3 separate regions of the Homo sapiens genome follow, and all the other regions are linked to region 1. A link is a loop called in an ENCODE intact Hi-C map of the cell type or tissue named here. Cell type or tissue: dorsolateral prefrontal cortex. All regions are shown on one strand.

The links. Peaks named below come from ENCODE experiments on the same cell type or tissue, not always from the same donor. Only the 100,000 strongest peaks of a DNase experiment are listed, where the experiment ranks them.
Region 2: it touches region 1 in a loop (12-fold over the local background); 2 of 110 quality-filtered maps call a loop at or near these places.
Region 3: it touches region 1 in a loop (9-fold over the local background); 73 of 110 quality-filtered maps call a loop at or near these places.

The regions. Positions count from the first base shown.
Region 1 is chr14:96,272,624-96,280,623 of GRCh38, forward strand. It overlaps ATG2B (autophagy related 2B), which reads right to left. Exons shown (of 42, transcript NM_018036.7): 42 at 6,572-8,000. Among named protein-coding and RNA genes, the nearest start is that of BDKRB1-AS1, 8.0 kb to the left of the region's middle. In dorsolateral prefrontal cortex, CTCF peaks have their summits at 3,076 (motif pointing left) and 3,281; DNase peaks (open chromatin) are centred at 2,037 and 3,058; H3K4me3 peaks cover 649 bases; H3K27ac peaks cover 3,684 bases.
Region 2 is chr14:96,141,638-96,149,637 of GRCh38, forward strand. No RefSeq gene overlaps it. Among named protein-coding and RNA genes, the nearest start is that of BDKRB2, 59 kb to the right of the region's middle. In dorsolateral prefrontal cortex, a CTCF peak has its summit at 4,651; a DNase peak (open chromatin) is centred at 4,704; H3K27ac peaks cover 1,894 bases.
Region 3 is chr14:95,995,796-96,003,795 of GRCh38, forward strand. No RefSeq gene overlaps it. Among named protein-coding and RNA genes, the nearest start is that of C14orf132, 40 kb to the right of the region's middle. RefSeq lists an enhancer at 5,761-6,262. In dorsolateral prefrontal cortex, CTCF peaks have their summits at 3,029 and 3,230; no DNase peak of the experiment used is centred here; H3K27me3 peaks cover 1,977 bases.

The sequences.
Region 1 (8,000 bases):
CTTCTGAAAAATGGGAGGTTGAAGGTGCTAAACTTCCTCACCCTATAGAGACTAAGAATGGCTTCTTGCTTGCTTTGGCCAATGTAAGCAAAATTGTGTGTCACTTCTAGGCAGAAGAAAATTCAAGATCATAGTCCTCCATTCTTTCTCTGCTGTAGAAAAACCTGAAAAGCTATGTTAATATAGTGATATCATTAAGATCTGGGGACTTTATCAGCCTGAACCTCTGAGTGACTAGGAAAAGCAAAGTTTCCTACCAACCTACATCAAACATGTAGGTGAGGAGAAAATAAACATTTGTTGTTTTAAACCACAAAGAGTCAAGGGTTTTGTTACTGCAGCAGAACTCAGCTCATCCTGACTAACTCATCAGGTTTTGATGAAGAGGGATTGCTCCCTAAACCCTTGGCTTCTTCCCCACCCCTGACTCCTCTCCCTGGAAGAGGAGTGACTTCTCTGATTATCCGGTTTCAAAAAAAAAAAAAAAAAAAAAAAGGAATTGGGCCTGGCCTGTAGAGCCCAGTTCCTTACTCCATTCTCACTCTTTGGGAAGTACCTGACTGCAGATTGGTCTTCTCTTGCCCATAAGGTAAGCATAGAGTTAAAGGCTCTGCCCTAGTGGGGGAAGTCATCAGCATTGCCTGGGCCTGCATGAGTCAGCCTGATTCTGGGATTCAGTATCAAAAAGTCTATTTTCTGGCCGTGTGCCTGAGTGATACCTTCCAACCTAGCCCTTATCAGTAATAAAGAGGAGAGTGCAGGCCCTGTGCACTGACTCCACCGTCTGCCTCTTTAGTGCAGAACTCATGAGGGAAAACAGGAGTGTCTTCACACCCCAGCTCCTATGATCCTGTCCATCTCTTACTATAGAGGATGCAAATTTCAAATATCTGTTATCCCTTGGAGAAAGCTTGTTGGTGAACTACACATCTGATTCATGGGAGATTTTTCACAAAATCCTTACTAATATCTTGGTGAGTTCTGATGTAAGGTGTATTAGCCTTATAGATATTTTGGACTCGATAGTTCTTTGTCATGGATGTCTGTCCTGTGCATTATAGGATGTTTACCAGCATCCCAGGCCTCTATGTGTTAGACGCCCAGAGCAGCCTCCCTCTCCTGGTAGTGGCAACCAGCATGTCTCAAGATATCACAGATGTCCCCTACGGGGCAAAATCACCCCCTTCCCCAGCTGAGAAACACATTTTAGCTGATCTGATCAAGTTATTCAACAATAGCCTCAAGGAAAGCCTGGTTGTCTGGAGAGACTTCTTGGAGGTGGTAGGACTGAAACTGAATCACAGGTTCAATCACTCGCCGCTGGCAGAGTCCAATTAACAAGAGCAGGGCCTGGTATAAAGAAAGTGATTTATTTCCAAAGCTTCACTTAGGGGAAGAAGTACAAGCTCCTGCCTTAAGGGTACTGCTTTGCTTCCGGGGCAGAAAGCAGGGGCTGTTAAAGTGGGACTTGGCATGAATGGCACGCAGGGGAGGGAGCGGGCAGGTGGGGGTCTACATGATTCTTCCTAGTTCTGCCTGCAGTGGTGCCAGCTCAACCATCTGGCAGAGCAGAACTAGGTTGTAACGTGGCCCGTTGTCTCGAGATACTGTCCAGGTGGGAGAGAGTTTTCTAGCGGGCATACTTGAGGTTGTAAATTGACTAATGTCTCTCGAGGCAGTCTCCTGGTGGGAGAGGGGCTGGGCTCTGGAGCTTCTAAGCAAGTACATGGTTAGATAAGCTTGCCCTGTAATGAGTGTCTGGTGAAGGGAAGGTTATAAATTGCATTTCTAAAGAGCTAAGTAGGAAGTGGGGAACAGGGGGGAAGGGGGAAAAAGAAGAAAATAATAATTTAAAAAATCCAGCTCACTCTCTTTCTCTTAGAAAAATAGGTCTTCAGCCCTTGAAGAATTGGACTTTATGAAATGAAGGAGGGAGGCCATGGTGCTGGGAAGGAAAGAGTGAGCAAAGGGAGGCTTGGAGGCAGGCGCTGATGGGATGGCAGGGTAGCAGGAGGATCACACAAACTGCAGCTGGAATGATGACATAGCCAACCATGCACAATCAGTCCTAACCATCTCTGGCATGCATTGCACGTACAAGTATTTGCTAACATCATTAGAGCAGAATCTCTCTGTAAGTGCAATACGTGGCGTCAGCTCCTAACAAGTCGCTATTATTGATTTTGGGGTCTTTCCCTGGTGTTTCACAACACCCCCAGCCAATGCCTTGTGGCTTCTTCCAGTGTGATTTTCCCTTCACTGTCCTACAGCCAACCTTGTGGCAGGGAAAATGTAAGCCTGGGGAGCGGTGAGAAAGGAAGAATGGGATTCATCCATCATGAACAAAATGCCAACGTTCTTAGAACGATCAGGATCCAGTGGGACCAGGGTGACCTTGAGGGAAGTAAATCAAGCATGGAGATGCCATGTCAAATCATGTCTTTATTTAAAATTTTGAGGTTTCGTTCATCATGGATGTTTTTGCATTACTTTTTATTTTTTAAAACTTTGCATTATTGTTTGATGACAGATGTGCTCCCACCTTAGACTTTGCGCCCAGCTGAGAGCCTCACTTGCCTCACCCTAATCCCACCCTGAGTGGGAGGGTGGGGGCTGCATTTCCAGCAGAGGGATCTGGCAGAGAAGCTTCTGCAGGCTTCTATTTCACACTCATCTGTAGACAATCCTCAGAGAAGGCCACAGAAGCTCTTTATCTGTATACAAAGCACATTTCTATTCTCTCATGCCCCAAACATGGGCTTTATCAGTCTGCCGTGAAAGTGCCACCAGGGGCAATTTTCATGTTGAGAGAGGGCCTGGTGTGCTGGCCCCCAGCCCCATGTTTACAGCGAGAAATTAACCATGGAATAAAATGATGTTTTTCTTTTTAATCCACGCAGTGTCCTTGACTAAGAGGAAGCTGTCACCGACAAGCCTCGTGAGAGAGTTAGGATAGTTAGGATGTTTCCAAGTCCTTCCCACCGCGCGTGGGGTCGGAATTTGCACGGGCTCGGGTGCCATGCTTGGTAGGGGGTGATTTCCAAACCAAAGTTCCACTGAGAAGAGGGCGGGCGCCCCCTGCTGGCATCAGGGGCAGACTGCTCTTTCCCCAGACATGATTCTGCACCCACTTTCTCTCAAAGCAAACCCTTACATGGGATTCACTACAGATCCGTTCCAAAGCGAAACAGAACACAGAAACAGGACAAGGCCTCTTGAAAGGGGTTGTTTAAAGATCTCTTCAAAAAAATTTAAAAATAAACCTGTTTTGTGGGCATGTCAATAGATACAACTTCCATGGGAAGGCAGTTGACAATAGCTACCCAAATTTCAAATGGTGTCCCATATTGACACAGTGTTACCCCTTATGGTGATTTATCCATCAGATATACTTATCAGAAATGGAGAAGCAGCAAAGTTAAGTGGCTCAAAGTGAACCTTTAGGGCGGAGATTTGGCTGAAATTCCAGTTCATTGGCACCAAAGCAAATGGAAATAAAGGCTGGGCCACGTTAAGATTGCTTTCCAAATAGAACGCGGTATGGACAATTAAGAAGAAATTAAAACGGAATCTGGTGTCAAGAAAATAGTTATGTCCTGAAAGAGTGGGAGTTGAGGGGGAGTAAAACTTTAAGCTGAAATGGAGGCGTGAGGGAAACTGTATTTGGCCTTTGAAGTGTTTATTATTAATGGAAGGAGGATTTCTGTCTACAGCATTAGAACATTGATACTGTATTGAAAATAGCATAGATGTTGGCATTTTTTTCACTTGTCTTTTACTAAATGCTAAACAGTTTATGGAGGGATTGCCTTGAAGTCTCCATCACTGAAAATAACTGGGCCACATCTGGGCTGACAAAATGTTCACGTTAAGAGTTCTGGAAGTCAAGTGAGTACTTTGCACTGAGCAGTTGTGTTTTCCCCTATACTTCAGTGGAATCCAAATTTGAAAGAATGGTTCGTCCTCTTCTGGTAGCCTTAGAAATTCTTACAGTAAGGATGCACTAGTGTTCATTTTTCTCAGTTATTCCAAATCTCAAAAAACTTGGCCTCCAACACCCTTTTTGAAACTGATTTTTAAATACGACCCTTGTTGTATCTCTAAGATTAAATTTCCTTGTAAGTAGGCAATCCTAAATATCAGGCTAAAAAGGAGCTGGCTCCCCCACCTACCCCGAGGCCACCCCGGATCTGCGTTTAATGCCAGGGAAGCAGAAGTCCAGACACCCAGAAACAAGACAAGACCAGGTGGTGTCTTCAAAACCAGGAATTCCAACTCTAACAGTGCTCTCAGTGGTATATGTTCCTTTCCTCAGCATTGTGAACTGACACTCAAATCTCTCGGGGAGCAAAGCAAATTGATTTACATTTGTAAGGAACAAATGGCTGGGATGATTAACTGTTTGGTCTCTTGCATATTAGAATTTGCCATCTTTTTTTTTTCTTTTATCTTTTCTATGGTGTGGAGAGTTTGATGTCTTCTCACTGGATTCTGAGCTCCCTGGGAGCAAGGACCATATCCTTCCTCTCCAGCGCAGGCATTTGCACACAGTAGGCATTCAAGAAATGGTAACAATATCTAAGTCTTATACTTACCGTGTGCCACAGAGACACTGTTCAAAGCACTTGAATCCTCCTACCAATTGTATTATTATTTTATACAGAAGGAAACTGAAGCACAGAGAGGTTAAGTAACTTCCCCAAAGCCACACAGATCAGAAGTAGTGGAGCTTGAGTTCGACCCCAAGTAGCCTAACTCTAACGTCTACACTCTTAGCCACTGTGTCATGGTTCCCAATCTTGTCTACACATTAGTCCCCTGGGGAGCTTTAAAAATACACCCCAGGGATTGGGATTTAGCTGGTCTTGGGCATGGCCTGTGCTTTGGCATTTTTGAGAGATCCCCTGGTTCTCATGTGCAGACAAGTTCTGAGACCCAGTGCATTACACTGCCCTGCCCCATTCACCAGCAGATGTTTGCTGAATGGGATTTGCTCTGTGTGGAACTGCTTTCAGGGATATAAACAAACAAGCCCAGGGGAAAATACTCCTAACTCTGGCAACAGCATATTATCTTCAAGTGCAGCAGAATGTAATTCCAATAGAGCATGTAAGCACATGGGTCTGCAGTCAGATATTCCTGCATTCAGAGTCTAAATGGGCTGGTTATGATCTGCAGGTACCAGTCAGGCCAGGTGCTCACCAACCTCACTTTCCTTCCTTCCTGGGTACACAGGTAGACTCCATTACCCATGTTTCCTGTTGGCTGTGACCATGTGACAGAATTCTGACCAATGTGGGCATAAGTGATGTTTGCTCCTGTCTCCCTGGCTATGTATGTCCTGGCCACAAAAGTGGTCCTCCTGTCTCTCCTGTGCAGAGATCCCAGCTGGGGATTCTGAGGTTCCAGGGGATGCAGAGCCACAAGATGGAAGGAGCCTGGGCTCCTCCATCACTGCTTGAAGGAGAGCTGTCAGATATTCCAGACTGCCAACCAGACTTTCTGTAAATGAGAAATAAACCTCTCTTTTTGTTAAGCTGCCGAGGTTTGGGGATCTAGCTGTCACTAGTGACTCATGTCCCTTAACAAGTACATGGTGTGGCTTGGGATAGGTTACTTAACCTAAGCCTTAGTTTTGTCATCTGCAAAATACAAATAATGGTACAAATATGAACAAGACAAAATAGATACACTCTCCTCTCTTCTGCCCCTCTCCACCTTGCCCTCTGCCCAGAACCCTGTGCCTTATGGACTGGGCATGAGCCACATTCTACCCATGGGAGGTTCCAGCAGGAGATGGGAGGGCAGGAGAGTGGGGGTGGGGGTCTATCCCTCTGGCTGCTTCCCTCCACCTAGGGTCATAGCTCCGGTCAGGCAGCCCTCTTTCAGCTATTAAGTTTTGGGAATCGCTCCCTTCGTCTTTTCAGGACTGTGGCTGTGCCTGGTGTTCAGTCTCTTGAGAGATGGATGAAGAAGGAGGGGCATCCTAATCCCATTCCCACAAGGAGAGCCACAAAAGGTGAGGAATGGCCATTGGCTCACATGACTTTGAGGCCAGGGCAGGCCCAGAGCTGAGAGGGGATTAGAGAAGAGCTACCAAGTCTTCACTTGGCTCAGAGACAGCCACGAGGTGCCTGTGGGCTTCCCTTACCCTGTGCTGCCCACCATGTGCTGAGTATTTCCTTCCTAGCACCTGTCTGTCACATGGAGTGGTCACATCTCTTGCTGGGACCCTGGCTGATACTGAATGTGAATGTTACATTGTCAATACTGATACTGAATGTGAATGTTACATACCCTGGCTGATACTGAATGTGAATGTCCCCCTGCCCTGGTGAATGAGGCAGGGCAGTGTAATACACTGGGTCTCAGAACTTGTCTGCACATGAGAACCAGGGGATCTCTCAAAAATGCCAAAGCGCAGCCCACACCAAAGACCAGCTAAATCCCAATCCCTGGGGTGTATTTTTAAAGCTCCCCAGGGGACTAATGTGCAGACAAGTTTGGGAACCATGACACAGTGGCCAAGAGTGTTGTCGAGTGCCAAGCAGAGGAGTCGCCACATAGGAAATAGTCAATCAATGATGAACTTTTATTTCATATATATTTATATTTTAAAAATTATTACAAGTATTGCTAAAATCAAGAAAACGTGAGCTTACATTGAATAAAGGACATCTGTAAGTAGTAATCATGTGATCTTGGGCAAAGAATTTCCCCTCTCCGGGCTTCGATTTCCTCACCTGCAGACAGGACTAGATGACCACTCGGGTTCACTCACTCATTCATTCATTCATTCACTCATTCACCATTTGCTGATCCCTGACTCTGGGCAAGGCACTGTGCTAGGCACCGGGTCCCTAAGTCCCTTGCCCTCCTGAAGGAAGTCAAACAGGGAAACAGACGTGGATCTACAGTATGCGGGGAGTGCCGCAAAGTTTAACAAACAAAAAAAAGGAAAGCATGCTATAGTGGGAAACAGAGAGGAAGGGAGGGTGGCCAGGCTGCCTGAAGTGGAGCCTCCGGGCTGAGACAGCAGGAGCAGCCAGAGATCCCGACAGAGCATCCGAGTTGGGGCGGCCATAGCGCGTTCTTGCCCCAGGCTGTGCATGATTTTCCCCAGGAGAGCTCTTAGCCCAGTGATTTTTAACAGGGGATTTTTGTCATATTTGGCATATTTGGCCATGTCTGGAGACGTCTTTGGCTGTCACAACTGGGGGAGGGGAGTTTGTTACTGGCATCCAGTGGCCAGAGGCCAGCGGGGGGTGGGAGGGTGGCAACATCCCCTGCATCCTACAATGCACAGGCTGGTCCCAAATGTCAACTGCTGAGGTGGAGAAACCCGACTTTAGCCCCATTCTGAGATTTTGCTTTAATCAGTGTTGACTGTGGCCTGTGGTGCAGCATTTATAGAAAGAAATCTTCCAGGTGGTGCTAACCCCTACTCACGGGCATGCAGAACTGAACCGCTGGGGTGGCTAAGCACAGCCAGAAGAGGGGAGAGGGGCTGGAGACGCCAGGAAGAGATCAAGCACATTTTCTTGCTCAAATATTCTAAGAGCCTTTAATCTCAATCTTCTAGCAAAATTCTGTGGTTTCCCAATTAGTGAAGACTTTTTGCTAAGTTAGGTAACTGCTCCAAGCTTTTCTTAAATGAAGTCCTGGGAAGAGCATGAGGTCTGGAAGTCAAACCATGTGACGGTGAGCAAGTTTCTTGACCTCTCTGAACCTGTCTCCTCATCTGGAAAACAGGGACTCTAGTAACTGCCTCTGAGTGGGGGCTGTGAAATTATAAAAAGACAGTAGGATACTTGGCACACAGTAAGCATCTCACAATTGTCCCCATCCCTTTTTTCAACAAGAGCCATGGGTGAAGTGTGACTTGTCATTTTTTCCCTAATTGTTCAAAGTGGATGTTATATAGTCACATCTGTCACAACAAAATCTTTTAAAGTAAATTGCCCTTAAAAATAAGTATGTCTGGCCAGGCACGGTGGCTC
Region 2 (8,000 bases), 130 kb before region 1:
GTGGGCTCTGATCTACGGGTGTGATCCCCAGTTGTCTAGTATCTGGCCCTGAGATGATTTAGGGTACCGGGAATATTGGCTTGGTATGTAAGGGTCTGGTAAAAGAGATGGTTGGGTTGTGGGCTCTGGACTGGTTGTTTGTATATCAAAGGTGTGCTGGCAGGCAAGTTGTCTGTTATCTCCAGGAATTAGCTAAACCTGGAAGGGGCAGACTCTCCCAGATCTGCAAGGCCCCAAGACATCAACGCATCATAAAATACAGAAAATAACAAGCAAGATTAATGCACTCATCCTGGCAGAAGCCAGGCTGATCTGAGGCTTCTGGACTCAGGCAGACTGGGGTTCGAATACTGGCTCTTCTCTCATCGGTTGGCGTGACCGCAGGAAGCTACTGAATCTCTGTGAGGATCAGCTTTGTCTACTGTGTAGTAGTAACACTGCTATCCCACTGCAGTGGGTGAGTCCTAGGCATGGTGTCTGACACGCAGCGGGCACTAGAGAAATGGTAACTGCCACTATGATTCTGGGTGAGGGATATCTCACGTGGAAGGTTTGTATTTATCTCCATAATGTTTCCCCTTGTTAAAATTGACAGTATTGCTTGTCATGGCAAACACCAGAAACAACCTAGATGCTTGTCAACAGAGATTTATTAAGTAAATTATGAAACCATCCATATGTGGGAGGTTAGGCAGTATAAATAGTTGAGGAAATGCAATCACAAATGCCATATATGCTTTGTTATTGAGTAAAAAGGACAGGTTACAGAATCTAAAATGTCATATCATCCCGTTTAAATGTATACACACACGCTCACATGGAATATTGTCTGGAAGGATAGATAACAAATGATTAGAGGTGATTCTTTGTGAGGAGTGGGAAATGACTGAAGGGCAGAAAACTTTCCTGTTTTTATTTATCATTCTATTTGAATTTTTACAAATAAAATATGTTGTTTACATAAAATCATAAAAAAAATCCCCATTTCGGAGAATAAAAGTCAAGTTGTTTGAAAGAGTGTCGTCTTTCAGCCAGCCCCCATCTGAGTCCTTGGTTGAAGACGGAGATTTGCCAAAGTGGATAGAAACTGCCACATGGTGTCACAGGGGATTAGGTCTCCACTGGCCACCCAGGCAGGTGGGTCTCACTGGTGGGAGCAGCAGCTGGGGGCAGACTGGGTGCGCTCAGTGTTCAGGGATTCTGGCCCTCCCTGCCCGGCCAGCCTGAGTCACCTGTGACATTGTGGCATATTTTTATTGTATTTACATGGCAAAAATTCTTTGTAATGATATGTACATTTCCCAGCTCTGCATTCAGGAATGTCCATCAGTAATTGGCCATAGGAGAATTTACACCACAGGAATCAGCAAATACTACAAATAAAAGCTTGATTTGTTATTTTGTTGATTGTCTACTATTAAAAATAATGGGTAAGTGTTAACGATGCAGATTCAACTTAAAAGAGTGCTGTGTCTGTACTTGTTATATTGTGAATTGTACAAAAAAGAAAAAGAGAAAATATTCCTCCAATATTCAAAACCCATTTTATAATCCAGCAAAAAAGTAATTTATGCCATTGATAAACGAGTGAAGTTCTGGCACGTGTCTTCCTTGTTTCACTTTCATCTTACTCATTAACAGAAATGAAAATAACTATTGTTCATGGCAGGACTGTATTCCTTTGTCATTCACAACTGTAGATTGACTATGGCCTGAAAAAAGCTTTCTGTAAGAATCTATTGTTATAAAGCTGGAGGCATCAGGTTATCTGACTTCAAACTATACCACAAGCCTACAGTAAACAAAACAGCATGGTACTAATACAAAAACAGACACATGAACCCAGAAAAAAAAGCCACACACCTACAACCATCTGATCTTCAAAAAAGCCAGCAAAAGCAAGCAATGGAAAAAGGACTCCCTATTTAATAAATGGTGCTGGGATAACTGGCTAGCCATGTGCAGAAGATTAAATCTGGACCCTTTCCTTATACCATACACAAAAATCAACTCAAAGTGGATTTAAGATTTAAATGTAAAACATAAAACTATATAAACCCTGGAAAATAACTTAGGAAATACCATTCTAGACATAAGCCCCGGCAAATATTTCATAATAAAGATGCCAAAAGCAATTGCAACAAAAACAAAAATTGGAAAATGTGACATAATTAAACTAAAGAGCTTCTGCACGGCAAAAGGAACTATCAACAGAATAAACAACCAACCTACAGAAAGGGAGAAAATATTTGCAAACTATGCATCCAACAAAGTCTAACATTCAGGATTTATAAGGCACTTAAATAAATTAACAAGTGAAAAACAACCCCATTAAAAAGCGGGCAAAGGACATGAACAGACAGTTTTCAAAAGAAGACATATGCATGACCAACAAGCATATGAAAAAATGCTCAATGTCGCTGATCATTAGAGAAATTCAATTCAAAACCACAATGAGATACCATCTCCCACCAGTCAGAATGGCTATTATTTAAAAAAGTCAAAAAACAACAGATGCTGGTGAGGTTTCAGAGAAAAAGGAATGCTTTTACACTGCTGGTGGGAATGTAAATTAGTTCAGCCCTTGTGGAAAGCAGTGTGGTCACTTTTCAAAAAAACTTAAAACAGAATTACCTTTTGACCCAGCTATCCCATTATTGGGTATATATCCAAAAGAATAGAAATCATTCTGCCATAAAGACCCATGCACGTTTATGCTCGTTGCAGCACTTTTCACAATAGCAAACACATGAAATCAACCTAAGTGCCCCTCGACAGTATACTGGATAAAGAAAATGTAGTACACATATACCACAGAATACTATGCAGTCATAAAAAAGAATGACATCATGTACTTTGCAACAACATGGATGGAGCTGGAGGCCATTATCCTAAGCAAACTAAGGCAGGAACAGAAAACCAAATATCGCATGTTCTCACATACAAGTGGGAGCTAAACATTGAGTTCACATGGACACAGAGAAAGAAGTAACAAACATTAGGGCTTACTTGAGGGTGGAGGTGAGAGGAGGAAGAGGAAAAACTACCTGCCAGGTACTATGTTAATTATCTGGGTGATAAAATAACCTGTACCCCAACCTCCCATGACATGCAATTTACCATATAACAAACCTGTACATGTACCCCGAACCTAAAATAAAAGTTAAAATAAATAAATAACAACATAAAAGAATCTATTATTATTACGGAATTTACATTAGAGTCCTGCATATTTTTAATTATTTGTCAATTGTGTCCTACACATTCTTTGTATCGCTAGATATATAACAAACTTATGTACATGTATAATTACGCATACTTTTTGTGGATTACTGATTATTAAATATTTACCAGCACAGCACTGCTCAGACTCCATTCTTGGTGATAATTGATCAGCCATGGCATTGGTATTTTTTAAATCTATCAGCTGCTACCAGCATGGAGAGGAGCTGAGAATCACTACCCTAGAAGAAGGTAGCAAAGAAGAGGAAACTACTAGCCTCTGGCCAAACATGAGACCCCCTGCTCCCACAGGTACAGCTCAGATTCTGAGCACTTTGGGGTTAGAGAGAGGGCGGCAGGTTTTAGGGAGAGTAGCCCCTTATTAAATAAGTCTGGCCTGTGGGTTCTACTCACTCTAACACAGTGGATCACAAGGACCTCCCCCTGGACTGAGAGCTCCTTAAGGGACAGGGCTATCTTACTTATCCCTGAAGACCTGGCACATGGTGGATGCTTCTTGAATGTTGAGAAAATGAATTAATAAGTTGTATTAAGACATAGTTATTCCAAACATCCAATAATAATGCTTTGGATAAATCAATTATGGTACCAAATTCAAAGGATTACTCTGCAACCATTAAAAATGATATTTAGTGAGATATGAAAATGCTTATGACATACTGTAATTGCAAACAGAAAGCTACAAAATAACATATGAATTACGAGCACAGTTTCGTTTTACAAGAAACACACAAAATTTATTCCCGAGTTTGACAGGGTATAAAATCAACTTCTGGCCTGTGTATGATTCATGTTGGAGAAACAAATGCTTCCTGACTCTTTGGAATTTACTGAAACCTCATTCTCCAAGGGAAGAATTTGTTTAGTTCGTGATTATTTTCATAGCCATGGTATGGACTAGAAAGTGGGTGCTGGGATTTGGAGTAATATTTTGCCACAGAGAATAAAAGAGTCCTCCCTAAAGGCGGCCCCATGCCCTGTGGTACATTCAGATAGGACATCTCACCAATTTAGATGTTTAGATATGACATCCACATGTTGTATTAGAACATACAGAAATATGATTCTGATATTGAGGGGGTTAGGGCTCATCTGTGATTAATCTTTTAAATTTTTGATCTTTTGAATCGTTAAATGTAATCTTTTAGTTTACATAACATTGATTGCCCACAGCTAAAAGGTTGGGAAGCACAGTGACCATCATCCCAGAGTTAGGAAGACTGAAAGGAAAGCTAAACTAGCTCCTTGAAAAGTCATGTAAACTATGTGGAATTCCTCCTGGATGCATCCAGAAACTACTGGCTGGGACTGAGCAAAGATAACAGCTATTTAACATGCTTAGCAACACTCTGGAACTCAAATACACTTTACCAAATAAATCACTCACCATTGTTCTAGGCCTGGGGCTCCCCTGGCATTGCAGGACAAACATGACTGTGTTCCCCTGCCAAGAATGAGAAAGCACAGCCAGCCAGCTCCCTCTGGAGCAGGGCATGAATTGGCGGTGGATGAAATTGGTCTTAGCTCATTCCTCAAGACCTTCCCCGCCCAGTCACTCAGTGTGTGGAAGTGGAAAGTGTTTAACAAACAGGGTAGAATTAACTTCCAAAACAGAGGTAAAAACTCCCAGGCCACCCCTACCCTGCATCCTGTGGTGTACAACTACAGGAACTCAACAAGGGCAAAACACCACCAAGAACTCAAAGACGCAAGTAAGAGTTAAGTCTGACCTCACATGTCCCCCAGCATGCAGCAACTCAAGCAAACACATCCACTAAATCTGAAAAAATATATTTGAGAGAATGCTTACCCTTCCCGGTGACCCCAGAACATGTGAGCCCTTTACAATGTTGAGAAAGAAATGTGCCTTCAGGCCAGTTTTACCATCTAGGTAATTTCGTTTTGCATTTTAAACATTTACTTTGTTGACTTTCTGTCTTAATGACCTGTCTAGTGCTGTCAGTGAAGTATTGAAGTCTCCCACATTATTATGTTGCCATCTATCTCATTTCTTAGGTCCAGTAGTAATTGTTTTATGAATTTGGGAGTTCTGGTGTTTTACATATACACACACACACACACACACACACACACACACACACGTATAGCTACAAAATATATATGTATATGTGTATAGCTACATATACATATATGTGTATGTGTGTGTATATATATATGTATATATATATATATATATATATATATATATATGCCTGTGATATTTTCCTGTTGGACTATTCCTTTTATCATTATACAATGTCCTTCTTTGTCTTTTTTCACTGTTGCTGCTTAAAAGTCAGTTTTGTCTGATATAGGAATAGCTACTTCTACTCTCTTTTGGCTTCTATTTGCGTGGAATATCTTTTGTCACCCCTTAAGCTTATGTGAGTCCTTATGTGTTGGGTGAGTATCTTGAAGACAGCAGATACTTGGTTGGTGGATTTTTATCCCTTCAGCCATTCCATACCTTTTAAGTGGAGCATTTAGGCCATTTACATTCAATGTTAGTATTGAGATGTGAGGTACTGTTCTATCCATTATGTTAGTTGTTGCCTTAATACCTTGTGGTTATTTCCATTGTATTATTGTTTTATAGGCCCTGTGAGATTTATGCTTTAAGTAGGTTCTATTTTGGTGTATGTCAAGGTTTTGTTTCAAGATTTAGAACTCCTTTTAGCATTTCTTATAGTGCTGGCTTAGTTGGGCAAATTCTCTCAGCATTTGTTTGTCTGAAAAAGACTATCTCTCCTTCATTTATAAAGCTTAGTTTCACTGGATACAAAATCCTTGACACACAATTATTTTGTTTCAGGAGGTTGAAGATGGGACCTCCATCCCTTCTGGCTTATAAGGTTTCTGCTGAGAAGTCTGTTGTTAATCTGATATGTTTTCCTATAGATTATCTGATGCTTTTGTCTCAAAGCTCTTAAGATTCTTTCCTTCATCTTGACTTTAGATAACCTGATGACTATGTGCCTAGGTGATTATCTTTCTATGATGAATTTTCCAGGTGTTCTTTGAGCTTCTTGTATTTGGAGGTCTAAATCTCTAGCAAGGCCAGGGAAGTTTTCCTCAATTATTCCTTCAAGTAAGTTTTCCAAACTTTTAGATTTTGATTCTTCCTCAGGAACGCCAAGTATTCTTAGATTTGGCCATTGAACATCCCAAATTTCTTAGAAGCTTTGTTCGTTTTTAAATTCTTTTTTTCTTTGTCTTTTTCTGATTGGGTTAATTTGAAAGCCTTGTCTTCAAGCTGTAAAGTTCTTCTACTTGCTCTAGTCTATTGCTGAAACTTTCCACTGCATTTTGTATTTCTCTAAGTGTGTCTTTCATTTCCACAAGTTGTGATTGTTTTTTTCTTTACATCTATTTCTCTGGAGAATTTTTCATCCATATCCTGTATTTTTTTTTAAAGTTCCTTAAGTTGGTTTTCACCTTTCTCTGGTATCTCCTTGAGTAGCTTTAATAATCAACCTTCTGAATTCTTTATCTGGCCATTCAGAGATTTCTTCTTGGTTTGGATCCATTGCTGAAGAGCTGATGTGATCTTTTGGGAATATTATAGAACCCTGTTTCGTCATAGTACTAGAATTACTTTTCTGATTCCTTCTCATTATTATTGCTCTTCTGGGTCTAGCCACCCAGTGGGGATACCAGGCTCTGAGCTTGTGCTGGAAGATGTCTGCAGAGTCCTATGATGTGACCTGTCTTCAGGTCTTCCAGCCGTGGATACCAGTGCCCACTCTGTGAGAGTCTTTGGTTGTAGATATGTTTAGTGTGCTGACTTTCTTGAATGCCGGTTATGCTAGTGATGAGGTTTCATGTGGACACCCGCAGGACCTCTGGTTAGCCAAGATATTGCAGGCAGCAAAATTAGGTGTTGTATTCTCCTTCCTGGGATCAAGGTCATTCTGTCCTGAGTTGTTGTAATGACCTGAGTTGGTTGGCCTCCAGCCAGGAGGTGCTGCTTTCAGGAGAGCAACAGCTGCTGTAGTAGTAGGAGGCTCTAAGCTCTCTAGGCTTGCCCAAAGATGGCCAGGGTAAGTATTTTGATTTATCAGGCAATGGATAGGGCCTTAAAGCTTCCAAGAGTTTCTGGGTTTTGTGTTTGGCTACGAGGGCAAGTAGGGAAATACCATCAGGTCCAGGCAGGGTTAGGCAGGTCTAGGCTCACACTCTTCTTGTGGAGGGCTTACCATGGCCACTGTGGGGAATAGGGGAGTGTCTCTCAGGCCAATGGGGTTAGGTCCAGAGGGGATTATGACTGCCTCTGCCATGTCATGTAGTTTGCCAGGGAAGTGGGGGATAGTTGGTAGCGAGAGGCCTCACCCAGCTCCCACGTAGTTGGAAAGACTAGTCTTGCTCTTGCAGTGCCCCACTCAGACCTTGCCCCAGGCCATGAGCTACCCCACTGAGAAAGCAAGCACAGCTCTCAGACCTTGCCCCTCGCCCCTCCCATCTGCCCACTCTGACAGTGGCAGCTCCTGTGCTTCTGTGCTCCCTCACTCACTCATATCCAGCTCTTGCTCATCCCCTGGACTCCACTCAAGAAAATGTGTGCCCAGTCGAAACCACAACCAATTTCAGTTGGGAGTTTCCTTTGTCCCACAACCCCTCCCCAGTTCCACTGGCTGCCTTCCCCAAGGGCCCCTGTGAGATATAAAAGCAATGGCTTCCCAGGGCTCGAGCTGGAGACTGAGAGTGCATTAAGGCTCTTCCCTTGAAGCTAACTGTACTTTTATATTTCTTGCACCTCC
Region 3 (8,000 bases), 280 kb before region 1:
ACATGGGCAAGCCTCTAAAAAAGCCATATACTCTTTTAAAATTATTCTTTATTTAACTTTTATTTTAAGTTCAGGGCTACACATGCAGGTTTGTTACATAGGTAAACTTTTGCCATGGTTTTTTTTTTTAACAGATTATTTAATCACCCAGCTATTAAGCCTAATACCCATTAGTTATTTCTCCTGATCCTCTCTCTCCTCCTACCTCCTTCCTCCAATAGTCCCAAGTGTGTGTTGTTCCCCTCTATGCGTTCATGTGTTCTCATCATTTAGCTCCCACTTATAAGTGAGAACATGCACTGTTTGGTTTTCTGTTCCTGTGTTAGTTTGCTGAAGATAATGGCTTCCAGCTCTATCCATGCCCCTGTAAAGGACATGATCTAATTCCTTTTTATGGCTGCATAGTATTCCGTGGTGTATATGTAGCACATTTTCTTTATCTAGTGTATCATTGATGGGCATTTGAGTTGATTTCATGGTGCTGCAATGAGCATATGTGTGTATGTATCTTTATAATAGAATGATTTATATTCCTTTGGGTATATACCCAGTAATGGGATTGCTGAGTCAAATGGTATTTCTATTTCTAGGTCTTTGAGGAATAGCCTGTATTACACAATTGTTGAACTAACTTACACTCCCACCAACAGTGTATAAGTATTCCTTTTTCTCTGCAAACTCACCAGCATCTGCTATTTTTTAATTTTTTAATAGTAGCCATTCTGGCTGGTGTGAGATGGTATCTCATTGTGGTGTTGATTTGCATTTCTCTAATGAACAGTAATATTGATTTTTTTCCATATGACTGTTGGCCACATGTATGTCTTCTTTTGAAAAGGGTCTGTTCTGTTCATGTCCTTGGCCCACTTTTTAATGGGGTTTTTTTTTTCTTGTAAATTTGTTTAAGTTCCTTATAGATGCTAGATATTAGACCTTTGTCAGATGCATAGTTTGCAAAATTTTTCTCCCATTCTGTAGACTGTCTTTTTACTCTGTTGATAGTTTCCTTTTCTGTGGAGAAGCTCTTCAGTTTAATTACATCCCATGTGTCAATTTTTGCTTCTGTTGCAATTGCTTCTGGGTCTTTGTCATGAACTCTTTGCCTGCTCCTATGTCCAGAATGGTATTGCCTAGGTTGTCTTCCAGAGTTTTTATGGTTTTGGGTTTTACATTTAAGTCTTTAATCCATCTCGAGTTGATTTTTGTATATGGTGTAAGGAAGGTGTTTAGTTTCAATCTTCTGCATATGGCTAGCCAGTTCTCCCAGCACCATTTATTGAATAGGGAATCCTTTCCCCATTGCTTGTTTTTGTCAGGTTTGTTGAAGATCAGATAGTTGTGAGTGTGTGGTCTTATTTCTGGATCTCTATTCTGTTCCACTGGTCTATGCATCTGTTTTTGTACCAGTACTATGCTGTTTTAATTACTGTAACCCTGTAATATAATTTGAAGTTGGGTACTATGATGCCTCCAGCTTTGTTCTTTCTGCTTAGGATTGCCTTGACTTTTTGGGCTCCTTTTTAGTTCTATATGAATTTTAAAACAGTTTTTTTTTCTAGTTCTGTGACGAATGTCAATGGTAGTTTAATAGGAATAGCATTGAATCTATAAATTTCTCTGGGCGGTATGGCCATTTTAACGATATTGATTCTTTCTATCCATGAGCATGGAATATTTTTTCCATTTGTTAGTGTCATCTCTGATTTCTTTGAGCAGTGTTTTATAGGTCTCCTTGTAGATATCTTTCACCACTCTGGTTAGCTGTATTCCTAGGTATTTTATTTTTGTGTGGCAATTTTGAATGAGAGTTTTTTCCTGATTTGGCTCTAAGTTTGACTGTTGTTGGTGTATAGGAATGCTAGTGATTTTAGAACATTGATTTTTACATCCTGAGAAAATGCCATATATTTTTAAGGATCACCTTCCAAGAAAAATCATTAGTTGTCAAGATAGGAGACTTTTCTTCATAATGAATATAAATGTCACATGTTGGCATAGTGAAAGTGTTTGGAGAAATGCTGTTGTTAAAATAGACTTGGTGAGGCTGAGACTTTGAAATCACCTCCCTTTAAGTAAAAGAAAATAGACAATTCAAAATAGAAGCAATAAAGATTCTATCTATTGCATCCATTTAACTCAATGTCCCAGGTAATTGTTGAATGTCTGCCCTCTGGAAGGCACTGGGCTAAGCTTGAGTGATTTATGTGTAGCTTCTTCAGTAGAGCATTCAAAGTCCTTTGTGTTCTTGTTCAACCTAAGGTTCGATACTTTCCTCCAGTCACATCTACAATGATGCTTAAAGTGCAGCCACACAGGACCCTGGGGTGGTCCCAGAATGTGTTGTCTGCCTCTCACATGCCGCCTTGTTGATGAGAGTCCTTCTAGCATCCCCCTTCTCCACATCAGGAGCTGCTACTGAGATCCCAACCTGTAGCTCAAATCTTCTTTCCATGTCAACTGTTTGCTTGCCCCTGTCCCTAGCAAAAGCTAACCCTTCCTTCTCTAGGCTCCTACAGCACTTTGTCCAGTGCCAACCATAGTCTTTCTGTAGATTTTGACAATTGCTCTCTCCAACGTCCTATGTGGCCACAAGAGAGTGAGGTGAGCCCTTCACATTGTGCAATGTGCAGCCAATAGGCATTGTAACAAAAGTTTGTGAATAAACAAATGAGTAGATCTGGAAAGCATTTTGTAGTTTACAAAATGTTTTCGCAGACTTGACGCAATTTAATCCTCACACCAGCCCTGAAGGCTTGAAATTGTTATGAGAGAGAAAGAGACAGAGAGAGAGAGAAAGGAGACAGAGAGTAAAACAGGTCCCTGCCCTCAAAAGGTTTACAAGCTGATGAGGGAGACAGAGATATTGTAAGCACTGGACAGTAATAGAAACCTAGACAAGATACTGCAGAATCAGATTTGGGGGTCAAGAGGTAAAAAAGGTGAATTCCAACTTAAGGGGAAAATAAATAATATTCATTTTGGTTTTTCTATGAGTGAGAGAAATCCTAGCAATAACTTGAACACACCACACAGGGGCAGAAGAAGCTCATTATCATTAGGATTTAATATTCCTCCATGAGTGCGTGCCTGCTCATAATTCTACATTGAGTGGAGATGCCAAAAGAAATGAGGATCCTCACATTTATTGAGTGCCTACTGTATGCCAGAAAGTTTACATGGAGAGAGTTGGTTAATCCTTTAGCACAAGTAATCCTGTAAGGGATTCTTATCTGTCCTCCCCATCTCCTTTCCAAATTCTCTCCACTTCCTTTCCTCCCCCACCGTGATGTGACTTGTCCATTGTCACACATGTGGCCCAAAGTGGAGCTGGCGTTCAAATTCATGTCAGATTCCAAAGTCTAACTGCATTTCTTTCATTTCTTTTACTTTTTTTACTTTTTCTTTTTCACACTTTTAAAATCACACCAATAATACAAAAATACATTCTCATCATTAATAAAGACATTGCAGATAAACACATGTCACCCTGACCCTCACCTAATCCCACCACATGCCCACATATACAAATGTTTCTCTCAGTTTGGTGTATCTCTTTCCAGATGTTTGTCCATGCACTTGCAAACATGTAGATATTTATTTAAACAAAAATGAGTTCACATAGAATCATTATTTCACTGTTGTGATATACTTATTGTCTTAAAATATATCTTATAATTACATACTATGTTTAAAATTTCATGATGAGCAGAATTTGTTTTTGCAAAATAATCCATTAGAGTGGATGAAACTAATGAGGTCTTTGATTGATTATTGTTGTAGCTGGGTGATGGGGTTCATTATACTGCAATCTGCCATAATACAGTTTTAAAAAATACTCATAGACTTCCATTCTCCACTTAGGAGATAGGCAAATGGAAAAAAAAATCGCTTCCATCTTTACAACAACAAATATGCTGGACAACCTGTAAATCTTGCACCTGTTAAAGAACTGAGGTCACAGGGCAACCAACTAATGTGAAATCTAAGGAAATACAGGATCCCCCAAGAAGAAAGGGGAGGTGAGCCCTTGCTTACCTGTGGTAAATCTCACCAGACACTGGTAAGAAAAATCAGCTAAAAATGCTAACAAATTGCTAAAGGACAAATACAGACAGGTGAGAGGATATAGAACTACTGGGAATCACAAGCACAAGGGGAATATGTAGCTGCTAGCTAGCTGTTCTCCAAGCTAGATGATTACAAGAAAGATGGGGTCAGAGCATGAGTGCTGAGAGGCATCACTGATGGTGCTGACCCAGGAGAAAGGCACAGTAGTCACTGTGAGAAAAACATTAAACCCTACCTGGATCCTTTTTTCTATGTCTCCTACAGAACAAATGGCTTATACCCCTGGGGAAAGACAATACACACTCTGTCACACTTAGCACATTGATGGAAACCCATTCTAGCTGGGAGAAGGAACATAAAAATACATTCTACCTTTGCAGAAGGTGCAAGATCACTGTCCCCTGACCAGACCCACAGTTGGAAGTGTGCGATACTGCTGAGAAGGCCCCATCTCCAAGACCCAGGGACACAGTTCTTGCCTCTAAAACTGAGGCTTAGCCAGAACAGGAGAGGATGCCCCAGCTCTGCCTCTCTTTAGAGGCAGAAATGACTTCATGGCCAATGACTTGTGTGATCACACAGCCCATGCTTAGAAGGGTCCTGCATTTGGTTTAATACTCTACTATTGCCATCCTGACAGTTTTAATACTTTCTGAGCAAGGAGCCCTTCATTTTTATTTTTCACCTGCAAACTCTGTAGCACATCCTGTCAACAGGCTACAACAGCGTCAAGTAACAAATAACAGCAGTTTCCAGCTGGGAAAGAGACAAGAGCATGAAGAGAGACTCTTTCTCTCTTTCTCTCTCTGTCTCTCCAGGCATGGCACAAAGGAAAACTTAAAGTCAAGGGTGAAGCAGATATTGACTAAAAAAACCACTCTTTAAGAGCAGCCCATATGCTAGATATGACTTCATTGGTGAATTCTACCAAACATTCAAGGAAGAAATATGAATTACACACAAACTCTTCCAGAATGTAGAAGAGGAGGAAAGACTTCCCAGCTCATTTTCTGAGGCCAGCATTACACAGGTACCAAAACCATCCAAAGAAATTCAACACACACACACACACACACACACACACACACACACACACACACACACCTAGAGAAGAATATCACTCACGGATACAGATACAAAAAATTCTTCAGCAAAAATATTAGCAAATTGTGCCATATATATGTACGTATATGGTAATACATTATTACTAAGTGGGATCTTTTGCAGGAAGTTCAGGCCATTTCAACATCCAAAAATCAATCAATGTAATTAATCACATCAACAGACTAAAAATGAAAAACCATGTAACCCTCTCTATAGATGCAGAAAAAAATAATTTAATACAATTCAACAAGTCTTAAAAAATATTGAATAGAAAGAAACTTTCTTAACTCAAGAAAGGATACGTACCAAAAAAAAAAAAAAGCCACAGTTAATATCATACTTAAAATAGAAGGCTAAATATTTTCCCCAAAGATCAACAACAAGGCTGGGATGCCCCTCCTCACCATGCTTATTTAACATCATACTGGAGTTCCTAGCTAGTTTAATAATGTAATAAATAAATGTCTCTACTTGCAGACAATGTGAGTTTCTATGTAGAAAATCCCAAAGAATCTACCCAAAAAGCTACCAGAACTACTAATTTTCACAAGGTCATAGGATTAAAGGTCAACATTTAAAAATCAATCAGGGGGTGGGGTCAAGATGGCTGACTAGAAGCAGCAATGGTCGGAGGCTCCCACCGAGAAGAAACAAAACAGCATGCAAATCCTACACCTGCAACCAAGATATTCAGGTTCTATCATCAGGACTAACTAGGTGGTTGGCATGACCCACGGAGAGCAAAGAGAAGCAGGATGGTGCATCAGCCTACCTGAGAGCCACACGGGACAAGGGGAGCACCCCCATGCCCAGCCAAAGGAGGCGGTGAGTGAGTGTGCTACCCAGCCTGAGAAATTGTGCTTTTTCCACAGATCTGTGCAACCCACAGATCAGAAGTTTCCACTCATGAGCCTACGCCACCAGGGCCTTGGGTCCCAACCACAGAGCCACACAGATTCTCAACAGCCTCTCAGCTGAAATCTGCTTAAGACTACAGAGTTCCCAGCAGGAGGGGCAGCCATCATCACTGTGCCTGCCTGTTGTCTAAGTCATCTGAGCTCCCTAGGGGAGGGGCAGCAACCATCACTGTGGTTACCAGCTGCCAGCTGCCTAAGACAACTGAGATTCCTGAGAAAGGGGCAGCCATCATCACTGTGGCTGCCAGCTGGCTAAGAAAGTTGAGCTCCCCAGGGAAGAGACGGCAGACATCACTCCGGCTGCTAGCTGCCTAAGACACTGAACTCCTGGGGAGGGGGGACGGCAGCAGCCATCACTATAGCTCCAGGCTGCATTTCTCCCCTGCTAGAGCCAGGGAGACTGCATGGCTTGGTCCCGAGAGGTATTCCCCACAGCATAGCACACCAGCTATGACAGACTATGGCCAGACTGCCTCTTTAGGCTGGACCCTGACTCATCCCACCTCACTGGGTGGGGCCTCCCTGTAGGAACTCCAGTAACTCCAGCCAGGGGCTTAGGGGCAAAACTCTGATCTCCCTGGACCTGAGCCCCTATGGGGAGGGGTGGCCATGGTCTCTGTTGACCCGCAGACTTAGTCTCTCTGCTTGCTAGCTCTGAGGAATCTGGGCAGCCCAGATTAGTGGGTTTCCCCTTAGTGCAGCACACCCCCTCCACCAAGAGACAGCCAAAGTGCTTCATTAAATGGGTCCTGATTCCCATGCCCCCCAGTTGGGTGAGAGCTCCCAACAGGGGTCGCCAGACACCCTATACAGGAGCACTCCTACTGCCATCAGGTCAGTGCCCCTTGAAGTCAGAGATCCCAGTAGAAGGAGCAGGCACCCATCTTTGCTGTTCTCCAGCTTCCTCCAGTGACATCTCCAGGTGGGGGAAGGACCCAGATGAATAAGGCCTCAGCAAACTGCAGCAGCCCTACAGAAGAGGGATCTGACTGTTGAAATAAAAACAAGCAAGCAGAAAACAACAACAAGAGCTTCAACAAAAAAGTCCCCACAGAAAACTCGTCCAAAGGTCAGCAGCCTCAAAGATTGAAGCTAGACAATCTCATGAAGATGAGGAAGAATCAACAATAAAATGCTGAAAACTCAAAAGGCCAGGGTGCCTCTTCTCCAAATGATTGCAACAGCTCTCCAGCAGGGGCACAGAACTGGACGGGGAATGAGATGGACAAATTGACAGAAGTAGCCTTCAGAAGGTGGGTAGTAACAAAATTCACTGAGATAAAGGAGCATATTCTAACCCAATGCAAAGAAGCTAAGACCCATGACAAGAGGTTACAGGAGCTGTTAACTAGAATAACCAGCTTAGAGAGGAACATAAATGACCTGATGGAGTTGAAAAACACAGCACAAGAAATTTATGATCCAAATATAAGTATCAGTAGCTGAATCAATCAAGTCAAACAAAGAATATCAGAGCTTGAAGACTATGCTGCTGAATTAAGGGAGGCAGGAAAAATTAGAGAAAAAAGAATGAAAAGAAATGAACAAAACTTCCCAAAACAATGGGACTATGTAAAAAGACTAAACCTACGACTGATTGGAGTACCTGAAAGAGATGGGGATAATGCAACCAAGTTGGAAACACACTTCAGGATATCATCCAGGAGAACTTCCCCAACCTAGCAAGACAGGCCAATATTCAAATTCAGGAAATATAGAGAACCCCAGTAAGATACTCCATGAGAAGATTAACTCCAAGACACAAAATTATCAGATTCTCCAAGGTTGAAATGCAGGAAAAAAATGTTAAGGGCAGCCAGAGAGAAAGGCTGGATCACCTACAAAAGGAAGCGGTGGACCTCTCAGCAGAAACCCTACAAACCAGAAAAGAGTGGGGTCAATATTCAAAAT